Linked DNA regions of Mus musculus: all the other regions are linked to region 1. A link is a contact called in ENCODE Hi-C or POLR2A ChIA-PET data. All regions are on one chromosome and are shown on one strand. The core of a region is the stretch at or near the end of the contact, and the rest is flanking DNA. Distances in the headings are between cores, read along the strand shown.

Region 1 (3,905 bases), core at 701-3,200:
ACATCATGTTCATCACTACGTCTTCATAACTATAATCTTCTTGGGTTATGTCTCCTAATGCAAATATCTGTTTTCTAATTGTCTTAGGCGACCCCTGTGTAAGAGTCACTAGGCCATGAGTGGTTGTGAACCACTGCTCTAAGTCCTCAATCCAGAAAGAGCGCCATTTCACTGGTGACCTGAAGGGATGACAGGGAGAATCTCAAGAGTTGCTGCTCAGAGTGTAAGATACTAAGACACACGCCCAGGCCTGGGGGTAAGTGCCTTTCTGGGGTGCCCAGGAGATGAAGGGTGCACACACCCAGGCACAAAGCAGGTGTGGACACCCCATGCCAGAGTGCTCCTAGTCTTCTGAGGTTGGGAAGTTGCGGTTAGTCTGGAGTCCTAGTCCCCATCTCCACAGCCAGTGAGCCACCTGAGTGCAGACGGGGAGCTGACATGCCACGTTTCGTTTGCTAGATCCTGAGTGACTGACGAGTGCAGACGTGGAACCAGGTGGTCTTGGTGGAAACCAGCGGTCTTGGTGGAGCCCTGGCCTCCTTCCTTTGTCCAGGGTGCTCACATAGTGCCAGGCCCACCATGACCCTGTCATCATTGTTTCCTTGTGTTCTACAGCCCTCACTGTGTAGCAGAGCACCTGACTCAGTAAGTGAATCGCCAGAATAATCCACTTCTGAGAACCCCATGAGATCCTGTGAGATCCTGTGTGGCTGCTGCTCCCCGGGCCCCATGGGACTCCATCAGTGGCGCATCTGAAGTTGGTTTTGGGGTTTTTTGTTTGTTTATTTGTTTGTTTGTTTTTTGAGACAGGGTCTCACTGTATAACCGGGACTAGCTTAGAGCTCAGAGATCTGCCTGCCTGCCTGCCTGCCTGCCTTTGCCTCCCAAGTGCTAGGTTAAAGGTATTTACCATTACACCCAGCAAGTTCACAGTTTTTAAATAAAACAAACAAAAAGGAAAGCCCAAGTACCAACCACACAAGGTCAGTGGCTCAGTTCCCTAAGGTCCTGGGGCAGGGGAGTGAGCTACAGTGGGGCTATTAGCCTGACAAAGGGACACAAGCCGTGGCCCCTGGAGGCTGGAGATATGAGCGCACTCCTCAGTTCATATTCTGGAGCTCAGATCCACTCTGCTCAACTCAACAAGTTCCTGCAACAATGAAGAAGTAGTATTTATTGAGTTGTGCAGCCTGACTGCTCACAGAGCCAGAACACCACACCCTGCTCACCTGCACACTAAGCACACAGCCACAGCCACAGCCACAGCCACAGCCACTCTGGGCACCAGCTTTCATGTTGCTGCCTCAGAGATGCAAAGAGTAGAGAGAATTTCTCCAGACCTGAATCCAGGCTCTCCTCCTGGCTGCCAAGGGGCCAGAGTGTCCCCAGCGGAGCAGGGGCTCAAATTCTTTACAAGGTTAATTACACAAACTCAAATGGGGGTGGGGGGTCCGCCCTTAGTGCCCAGCAGCCATCTGTTAGCAGGAAGCAGAGAGACATTCTAAGTTACTCTTTTTTAGTCCCTGTATCGCATGGTCCCTACATCTGTTTACTTGAGCACTCTGGGTGACTAGACCCACCAATCATAACCCATCACCCCTTTTAAACACAATCTGGAAAATGCCTGTAACACAATTCCAGCAGTGGTGAGACAAAGGGAGAGCATGCTAAACAGAGCACCGATTGAGGAGGGGTAAACGGTCTCTGCTGACAGGCACTTTACACAGACTGACTGCACGGTTAAAACCTGAGGCCACACTGGTCCATGAGGCCAACTGTCTGGCTGAAGCACCAGGTTAGGGGATACAGAGCTCCCTCCCAAAGTCACACGGCCTGCCTGTCAAACCCTGAAACCTGATCCAAGTCACTGGCAGGCCCGGTCTAGCGTGAGGGGTGGCGCCACACCCCTGGACAGAAAGCAATCTCCCTCAGTCACACACTGAGCCTCGCTGGCTCCCCACAGACTGGCCAGTTCCAGCTTCCACACAGAGAGGTCACTACCATGTGCAGCTCACCTTTCCTGATCATCCAGAAGGACAAGTGGCTCAACAGATATAAGTACACTCAGACCAAGGAAGCAGAAGTTCACAAAGGCCTCCTTGGGAGGTTGAAAGCTATGCACCCAGCCCCACTACCAACCTGTCTCTGCATGTATAACCTGGCAGAGAATAACTATCAGCAATCCGCCTGCTACCACAGTGCTCCACAGTGTCCAGCAAATGCTCACCTTGTATTGAGACAGTTTCTCCCATTTTTAGCAGGTTTTCTCGATATACAGATGTATGTGTACACACACACACACACACACACACACACACACACACACACAATCCATCTAGAAAGATAACCCTTCTTCAGTGAATGAGGGGAGACAGTGCTAGGATCAAACCCAGGGCTCTAAGTGCCGGACCCCAGTCTCCTCGTCTAAGCACACGGAGCTTTATAGAAACTTCCAGGCCGGCTTGGAACTCCACCTCCCAACACATCACCCTCTACTGACAGTGCTACCCTGACCGAATGAAGTTTACCAGTCCTGAATCCGTAGTGTTTTCTGTAATTATAAAAAGCAAATTCCGGCCTGGCGTGGTGGCACACGCCTTTAATCCCAGCACTCGGGAGGCAGAGGCAGGCGGATTTCTGAGTTCGAGGCCAGCCTGGTCTATCTACAAACTGAGTTCCAGGACAGCCAGGGATATACAGAGAAACCCTGTCTCGAAAAAACAAAAAAACAAAAAACAAAAAAAAGCAAATTCCGGGCTGGAGAGATGGCTCAGTGGTTAAGAGCACTGACTGTTCTTCCAAAGGTCCTGAGTTCAAATCCCAGCAACCACATGGTAATGAGATCTGACGCCCTCTTCTGGTGTGTCTGAAGACAGCTACAGTGTACTTACATAGAATAATAAATAGATCTTTGGGCCCGAGCAAGCAGAGGTCCTGAATTCAATTCCCAGCAACCACAAGATGGCTCACAACTATCAGTACAGCTACAGTGTACTCATATACATAAAATAGCGGCTCAGGGACTGGAGAGATGGCTCGGCGGTTGAGAGCATTGACTGTTCTTCAAGAGGTCCTGAGTTCAATTCCCAGCAACCACATGGTGGCTCACAACCATCTGTAATGGGATCTGATGCCCTCTTCCGATGTGTCTGAGATAGTGACAGTGCACTCACATACATGAAATAAATAAATAAATCATCTTTAAAAAAAAAAATAGCGGGCTGGTGAGATGGCTCAGTGGGTAAGAGCACCCGACTGCTCTTCCGAAGGTCCAGAGTTCAAATCCCAGCAACCACATGGTGGCTTACAACCATCCTTAACGAGATCTGACTCCCTCTTCTGGAGTGTCTGAAGACAGCTACAATGTACTTACAATAAATAAATAAATCTTTTTAAAAAAAAAATAGCGGCTCAGACTCACTGTGCAACACAGACTAACCCTGACCTCACAGCCCTCCTCCTGCACCTCCCACTGCTGGGACAGCAGCTGGGTGCCACCAGGGCAGGCTGTCTACTGGGGGGTCTCACTCGTCCTCACAGCCATCAAGAGAGAGCAGAGCAGGCGCTGGCCTTTTGTTCACTTTCATTTCTTGAGACACAAGTCACATGAGTTCAGGCTGGCTTTGAACTTGTGATGGAGCCAAGGATGATCTTGGCCTCCTAGTCTTCCCATCTGACAAGCAGAGACCAGCATCCTCATACTGTTTGTCCCAACCTCTAGAACTACAAGAACTACGCCTGTTTAATCTGCCCAGCCCAAGGTACTCTGTTACAGCAATGCAGAACACAACTAAGAGCAAGATAAGTATTTGAGAAACAATCTGTGAACTTGGATGGGCAAAGATCAGTAGGGCAGCCCAGCTCCCTAACGGGCGCCTGTAGCTATCAACTGGTGACCCCGCAGC
Region 2 (3,905 bases), core at 676-3,175, 56 kb before region 1:
TATGTTTTGAAAGTAGAGTTCAGTAGCTGGTACAATCCTTAGGTGGCACTAGATAGTCTTCCTGTGACGTCTGGGCCTCTGCTTTCTCATTGCTTATGCGAACCTTACTGAAGAGGTAGGTATGGCAGCCTGCGCCTATAACACCCCCACAACAGGCCTGCACAGAAAGACCCTATTCCAGTCTGCCACTCCTCATAGCTGAAGAACCTCAGATTCCCAGAAGACAAATACTCTTTTTTTTTTCTTTTTTCTTTTTTTCAAGACAGGGTCTCTCTGTGTAACCCTGGCTGTCCTGGAACTCACTTTGTAGACCAGGCTGGCCTCGAACTCAGAAATCCGCCTGCCTCTGCCTCCCGAGTGCTGGGATTAAAGGCGTGGGCCACCACGCTCGACGACAAATACTCTTATTTATTGTGAATAGTAAAGTGATGTTGCTTACTGCGGTGTCAGAGTATAAGCCCCGCCTCGTCGGCAGCCACCACTTGCTTCATGGCCGCTGGCAGGCTTCATGCGTTTCTTCTCTCTGTCGTTATTCAGACTGTTAAACAAGGGGCCCTGTGTTTAAATTTGAGTGGCATGTATTATAAACCTAGAACACACAGCTTCTTTGACCTGATTAAAAAGTCCAGAATTTTCTTTCAGTATCATGTGCTTACATCTAAGAGAAGCAAATGGCCATGCAATTCAATAACTCTTAGGTTTCCTAAACTGCCGAATTCAGACTAGTCAAATGGAGACTTGTAGCCTCATTTTTTTTTTTTTGGTTTTGGTTTTTCGAGACAGGGCTTCTTTGTGTAGCCCTCCTGTCCTAGAACTCAACTCTGTAGACCAGGCTGGTCTCAAACTCAGAAATCCGCCTGCCTCTGCCTCCCAAGTGCTGGGAGTAAAGGTGTGTGCCACCACTGCCTGGCCTCATCTATTTTTTTAAGTATTCATTTATTTATCTCTCTGAGTACTCTATTTGCATTTATGCCTGCAATACAGAAGAGGGCATCGGATCCCATTACTGATGGTTTTGAGCCACCGTGTGGTTGCTGGGAATTGAACTTAGGTCCTCTGGAAGAGCAGTCAGTGCTCTTACCCACTGAGCCATCTCTCCAGCCCCTAGCTTCATCTTCTTAATTTACCTATGCTCTCACTATTAGGAAATTGCCATGTAATGAGTTGGTACTTAATTTAGGAAGCCGAAGAAGTCGGACTGGCATGTTAGCTGGATGAAGAATGGGTGAAGTTCATTTGAATCCTATGAACAGATTATAAAATCTTGCTTTGTTTCACTTTCTCCTTTTCTCATTTCTCTAGAACTTGGCCATTAAAGGAACCCCTTAGCATTTCAGGGATCAGAGCTCGACTGGAAGTGTGTGTGTGGTGTGGATGTTGATGTTGTTATCAGGAAAGTCCATAAAGTCAGGCCCTGTGCTAACTTATACTGAAGGCAATGGACCCAGTCTGGCCGAGAAGCAAAGCGTAAATGCACGTGTGATCTGAGATGCTCGAGGAGCTGATCTTTGCACATAGATTCTCAGATCTGTGTTCTGACAGTCTGAACATGGAGGAGGGCAGGGTGTACCTGGAAAGGACCCAGGGACCAAGTCTCAGGGAGAAAGTGGGTGAGCAGGGAGATGCCGAGGTAACTGTGTCAGGTGACCTTGTCCACGATATCCTGTTGACGGGACGGGAGCAGGAGGGTCAGAAGGTCACTTCTGACCAGCTGACTCACGGTGTTTTGTGTTTGAAATGGAGAACTTTTGTGTTCTTTGCTCTTTGCACGGCTCTGATTTGTTCTGGTAAGGCGCACGATAACAGGGAGGCGGGGATTGGAGCCTGCTACCAGAGGACAGCACTCCATGGGGTGGGGATGTTGACATTATAAGTGTGTGGTGCCATGCCTGGTTTGTGTGGTTCTTCAGGTTGAGCCTGGACTCTGTGCGTGCAAGGCAGGCCGGCTGCCAACTGAGTCCGGTCTTCAGCTTGTTTATTTAACCCCTTTGAAGAGATTCTAATACATTTCTTGGCCTACTGGTTTCCTTTCATGTATAGTAATAAGGAAATGTGTGTGTGTATTTACAAATATGTACATACTTTAACTATACGCGTGTGTGCGCGTGTACACACAGAGGGAACATAAGATTGACTGTGGTCACAATTCCCTTCCCAGCAGCGGTATTTTCTGGACCTGGTATATTTCAGCTGGACCTGGTTTATTTCAGCTGGGCCTGGTATAATATTTCAGCCATATTTTGCTTTTAGTTCATTACCTGAGCCTAGCATATTAGCTTATTGATTTCTTTCTATTATTAGCAGTGTGACAGCTGCTTTGTGATAAGTGCTCGGTATCCATGTCTGGAATGATGGGAGAACCTCGAGAGCTAGGAGAGGGCGTTGGTCAGGCTGGAGTCTGGAGAACATGAGGAGAGGCGTTTGAATTTAGCACTTTTGTGAGCAAAGCAATGATCTGAATGTTTTGAGACCAGCAGATAATTTAGATAATTTTTGTGTGTGACAAGGTTTTTCTTTGTAGCGCTGACTGACCTGAAACCTCACTGTGGAGACCAGGCTGGCCTCAAATTCAGTCACCAGCCTCTGTAACCTGAGTGTTGGCATTAAAGGTGTGTGCTACCATGCCTGGGTAAACATGCTAATAGTTTAGGATTTTATTCTTTAAAATATAATTTTTTTAGGTTTACTTTTTTTATGTGTATTAGTGTTTTGCCAGCATATATATATGTATATGTATATGTATATGTATATGTATATGTATATGTATATGTATATGTATATATGTGTGTGTGTGTGATGTATGCCCAGTTTCTACAGAGATCAGAAGATAGCGTTGTGTATCCTGGAACCGGAGTTATGGGCAGTATAAGTCACTGTGTGGGTGCTCAGAACGGAAGTCAGGTCCTCTGCAAGAGCAGCAAGTGGGGGCTGGCAAGATGGCTCAGTGGGTAAGAGCACTGACTGCTCATCTGAAGATCCTGAGTTCAAATCCCAGCAACCACACGGTGGCTCACAACCACCCATAATGAGATCTGATGCCCTCTTCTGGCACGTCTGAAGACAGCTATAGTGTACTTATGTATCATAATAAATAAATCTTAGGGTCGGAGTGAGCAGAGGTCCCAAAAATTCAAATCCCAACAACCACTTGAAGGCTCAAGAGCATTTGTCCAGCTACAGTGGACTCATATACATGCAATTTTAAAGAAAGCAGCAAGTGCTGTTAGTCACGGAGCCACCTCTCCAGCCCCCACCCCAGGGCTTGGTTCTTTATGCAGAGATGCACACATAAGGGCTTAGAGGAGAGGTAGCTCATGGGATGTGTACTTTGAGAAAGCAACTGTTGGGCTTGCTCACATGATAGAGTGCTTGCCTAACATGCATAAGGTTTGTTCTGCAACACACAGCAGCAGCAGCAGCAACAACAACAACAAGACCCACAAACCACCACCACCAACAACAAAAAGACCCACAAACCCACAATTCTTTACCACCCTGCTCTGCTGTAAAACCAACCAGCCAGCCAAACCAGCCCCATCAAAACCTGTAAGCTCAGAACAGGATTGCAGTGGCTAGTTAGGTCCTTGGAGAAGGAAAGCTGGCTGTGCCAGAGGGTGCCTGCCTGGGGATGGGTGGGCAACAGTGTGCTGAGAGCCAGGGTGACAACTCATGGAAGAGATCAAGCCAGCGATGGCCTGGCAGTCCAGGGCTCTCCACTGAGAGCAGCACCATGGGCTCTGTGCTTTTCTCAGAGACAGCTCAGAACCAGCTGGAAAGCTTAGATGGGGGTCTTAGTTACCAGGCAGGAGGAAGCAGAAGCAGTGGAGAGTGATGGATGGGACCTTTGGTCATGTGGTCATAAAGGAAGTTAGGTCGTCTTGTACTGAGAATGGTCTCTTAGCCCT
Region 3 (3,905 bases), core at 375-2,874, 51 kb after region 1:
CACCCCCCCCATAGTTCTGGATGCTGATTTTGGCAACCACCATCCCCATCCCTGCTGGATACTTCTTGCCCATCTTTATCTATGGTAAGACTGGAGTCCTGGATGTCTGAGAGGGTTTGGGGGGCATAGGACATGACTTCCGGTATCATCTCCCTCCCAAAGTGGTACCGGGGATGGGGTCGGGATGAGGGCCTGAGGGGTCAGGTCAGCCTGGTTGCTTCATTCATCCTAAATCTGTGGCAGGAGCTGTCATTGGGCGCCTCTTTGGGGAGGTTCTATCTGTCGCCTTCCCAGAGGGCATTGTGGCTGGAGGCAGGGTCAATCCCATCATGCCCGGGGCCTATGCTCTGGCAGGTGAGTGTATCTGGGGCCAGCAGGTGGGTCCCCCCCTCCTCAGTAGGCCCCGTCTATTCCCTGAGCCCTACCACCCCCAAGCCCGCTTTCTCTTCGTTTTCCTTCCCATCCCCCACGTGCTCTGCACTCTTTCCTCTCGGCAAGGCTAGAACCTTCCAACAGTTGTGGTGTGTGCTCTTTGTGCACTGCTGAGCCTAACCACGGTCGCACTGTGCCTACCTTGCCCTCTGGGGGAGCCTGGCTCCTGGCCTGGGACACCCCCCCCCCACCTTGGCTGTGTCCCTGCAGGTGCTGCTGCCTTCTCAGGGGCGGTGACCCACACCCTCTCCACGGCACTGCTGGCCTTTGAGGTAACGGGCCAGCTCGTTCACGCACTGCCTGTGCTGATGGCTGTGCTGGCGGCCAACGCCATCTCTCAGAGCTTCCAGCCCTCTTTCTACGATGGCACCATCATTGTCAAGAAACTGCCGTACCTGCCGTGGATCCGTGGCCGACAGATTGGGTGAGCCTCGGGCTGGCTGATGGTGTGATGATGCCCAGGGTGGTTGGGGGTGGAGGGACTCCTGGAAAAGCCCATCACAGCTGACCTTGAACTGTAGGATGATAGGGCTGATACACACCCGCCCTCTGGTCCCCACAACATCCCCCAGCCCATGAGCTAGATGAAGAAGCTAAGTCTCTGTCAGGCAAGGCTGATAGGAAATGAGCAACAGACAGGAGGGGCCCCTCTCTTTCCCTCCCCTTCTCTGATGGCTTCCTGGTAGCTGTCCCACAAATGGGCTCAGAGACCCCACCTTGATCGGATTGTACCCTAGTATCTTTGGTCCCAAAGTGGCACATCTCAAAGGCTCCAAGTGTCACTGAACACAAGGTCCAGCTCCAAACAATCCTCAGTTTCCCAGTCTTTAGATAGCTGTGGTTCCCATCGCTTCTTTTTTTAGAACCTATGGGTTCCTCTGAACCAAACCCATCCTTGGGACTCACAGGTCTTCTCCCAGCAAGGCTCCTTGGGATGACCCTGTCTTGCCCCAGGCCGGTATCATCCCATTTCCAGGCCTGACTGATGTCTCCCTCTGCCCACAGTTCCCACTCTGTAACTGTGGGTCACTTCATGAACTGCGCCCTCACTACACTGGCCAAGGACATGCCCCTGGAGCAAGTGATCCAAGTCGTGATCTCCACAGATGTGACCCAGTACCCCCTGGTGGAGACTACAGGTATTCCACAGCCATTGAGGAGAAAGTGGCTGTCTGGGAGGAGGCTTTGGGCTTCCCCCTGCTTCCCTTTAAGGGCCCCGCGTGTCAGGGCAGCAAGGGCAAGCAGGGTGTTAGATCTGTCCCTTAATCGAGACTCTGCAACTTGGTAGCTGTGTGACCCAGGGCAAGTCTCCTAATTTCTCTGAGCTCCAGTTTCTTCGTGGAGAAAATGGACCCAATAGCCACTTCTGGAGAAAGTAGAAAGTAGGGGTGATGTGCTTAATGAAAAAGATGAGAGGTGCTTGTAAGACTGCCTGGGACTGGCTCTTTGGATTCCTGGACCCAAGCCTCATGGGCTGACTCTTCACATTCCTGAGTGTTCCTCCCCCGCCCCCCCCCCCCGCTGTTCCATTTGCCAAGATGAGCTCATCCTTTTAAAGGCAGAAGGATGGTGCTAAGTCTCAGAGAGAGACTAACGAGCGCCCCTCTCCAGTTCACAGAGCGTGGTCCTTATGGGAGGGAGATAGCCCAGGTAGGGGAGGAGCTACCTGAAGCTCCCGGAGCACCTGTCCATCCGTGTGTCCCCTCTGTGCCAACAAGGCAGGGTGCACACTCAGTCAGGGTAGCACTGTTGGGGCCTGTGACCCATTTGCCCTTGGGCAGACCACTTGAGCCGTGAGCAACATGAACAACCAAGGTCACCCATATGCCCCACAGCGAGCAGAATAAACTCACCTATGAGGGAAAGAACCTTGTGGTTCTCTTGGGCTCTATGACCGGCAGTGTCCTTGTGTGGAAAGTAGGAAGGGCCATCATAGGTTGCCACCCAAACGTCAGGGACTTCGCTCTCACCAATGGGAGAGATCACAGCAAACACATTTTCTACTTATTTTACATAGCGATGGCCCTTCCAAGAGGCTTCACCTCCTAGAACCAAGAATGGCTTTGGACTCCGCACATCTCCCTGACTAGATTCCACAGCCTACCCTAGAAACAAACCACTGGTTTATTAAAGGAGGGAGGGACACTTCTATTGTAGCATTTGGTTACCAAGTGTGTCTGTGGTGGCAAGGACTGAATTCAGGGCCAGCACATGCTAAGCAAGCCCTCCGCTACTGAGTGATAGCCATGCCTAGTCCCTGGGGTTTTATTTAATGGAGAAAGAGAATATCAAGCTGGATCCTTAGTGAAGAATGGGAAGAATGCCTACGACTCTCAAGATGCCCGGAAACTCCCTCCATGCATCCAGGCTATTCCCTGTATCCACGCTAGCCCCGGCACACAGTAGGATCTCAGATTGGAGTGTACCTCTGGGATCATTTTTCCATTGACCTGACTCAGATTTTAAACAACTGCAAGGGAAACAGAGAAGAAGGACAGCCCAGCTGTGACACCGATATGTCAAGAGGCTAATGTCCATAGCTTCCACCTCTTAAAATGTGGTGGGGTTGGGGGTAGGGTGTCTTAGAATATCTGCTGGCCCACTGGCTGCCTTACCCAGCTGCACTCAGCTGGCATGTCATTATGGAAGCTGAATGGTATAGAGTAACAATTAACCCACCAGATAACCAGTTTCCTCTTCTGTAAGCTGGGTGGTAAGAATTCTAACAGATCACACACAAGTAGTGTAGTTTCCTCAGACACCAGAGCGCCTAGCATGTTCTTGGCACATAGTAGGTGCTCAGTGAATATGACTTACATTTATAATGATCTATGTTCATAATGCGTCCCTCTCTCTTTGAATGTTAGAGTCTCAGACCCTGGTGGGCGTTGTAAAAAGGACCCACTTGGTGCAAGCCCTCCAGACTGAGCCAGCTTCCTGGGCTCCAGGCCAGCAGGTGGGTCCTCCTGCCAGAGGGGGACAGGATGGAGTTGGTGAGCTGGGCTGTGAAGCTGACCTAGAGGAGTTCAGAGACCAAGGTCTAGAAGCTGGTGGCTGGCCCAGGTCCCAATTGTCCTTTGCCCTACCCCCAGCCCTGTCTCCAGGATATCTTGGCTAATGGCTGCCCCACCCAGCCAGTGACACTGCAGCTGTCCCTGGAGACCTCCTTGCATGAGGTAAAGAGAGAACTAGAGAGAGTGGGGTGGAGGTGGAGGCGTCATGAGGAAGGCTGTATGATCCCTTCTAGCAGAGACCTCATTCAGCATCTCACGTGGACTCTGGCTCCCCCTCGTGGTCATATTTCACATTACATCCCGCTCACCAGGCAAGGAGGCTACGGTATGCGGCCAGAGGGGTTTGTTAGCATTTCCTCTCAACCCCTCTGCAGACACACAACCTTTTTGAGCTGCTGAACCTTCAGACGCTGTTCGTGACGTCACGAGGCAGAGCTGTGGGCTCTGTATCGTGGGTGG

What was found. A loop is a pair of places that touch in the nucleus more often than their neighbours do. ChIA-PET counts read pairs that join two places held with the same protein, here RNA polymerase II (POLR2A).
Region 2: a map of T-helper 17 cell shows a loop between it and region 1 (2.1-fold over the local background). The contact joins two enhancer-like sites. A Hi-C loop is called at or near these places in 1 of 37 maps with a recorded cell type or tissue (T-helper 17 cell). POLR2A ChIA-PET finds 5 or more read pairs at or near these places in 3 of 5 experiments (all embryonic stem cell).
Region 3: a loop to region 1 is called in a map of T-helper 17 cell, with 2.2 times the contacts of the local background. The contact joins two enhancer-like sites. A Hi-C loop is called at or near these places in 5 of 37 maps with a recorded cell type or tissue (CH12.LX, T-helper 17 cell, T-helper 2 cell and 2 more). POLR2A ChIA-PET finds 5 or more read pairs at or near these places in 3 of 5 experiments (Patski and embryonic stem cell).

What each region holds. Positions count from the first base shown.
Region 1 is chr4:141,456,421-141,460,325 of GRCm38, reverse strand. The region is part of intron 2 of Zbtb17 (zinc finger and BTB domain containing 17); the gene reads right to left. Among named protein-coding and RNA genes, the nearest start is that of Gm42337, 9.5 kb to the right of the region's middle. Within about 2 kb of position 1,950, at least 1 of the 3 ENCODE cell types and tissues checked has a DNase peak (open chromatin) inside an H3K27ac peak, as active enhancers do.
Region 2 is chr4:141,512,296-141,516,200 of GRCm38, reverse strand. All of the region lies in intron 3 of Spen (spen family transcription repressor), which reads left to right. Among named protein-coding and RNA genes, the nearest start is that of Gm4123, 21 kb to the left of the region's middle. Within about 2 kb of position 1,925, at least 1 of the 3 ENCODE cell types and tissues checked has a DNase peak (open chromatin) inside an H3K27ac peak, as active enhancers do.
Region 3 is chr4:141,404,755-141,408,659 of GRCm38, reverse strand. Clcnkb (chloride channel, voltage-sensitive Kb) reads left to right here. Exons shown (of 20, transcript NM_019701.2): 13 at 15-84; 14 at 244-354; 15 at 643-856; 16 at 1,438-1,571; 17 at 3,300-3,388; 18 at 3,525-3,608; 19 at 3,821-3,905. Among named protein-coding and RNA genes, the nearest start is that of Gm34693, 6.1 kb to the right of the region's middle. Within about 2 kb of position 1,624, at least 1 of the 3 ENCODE cell types and tissues checked has a DNase peak (open chromatin) inside an H3K27ac peak, as active enhancers do.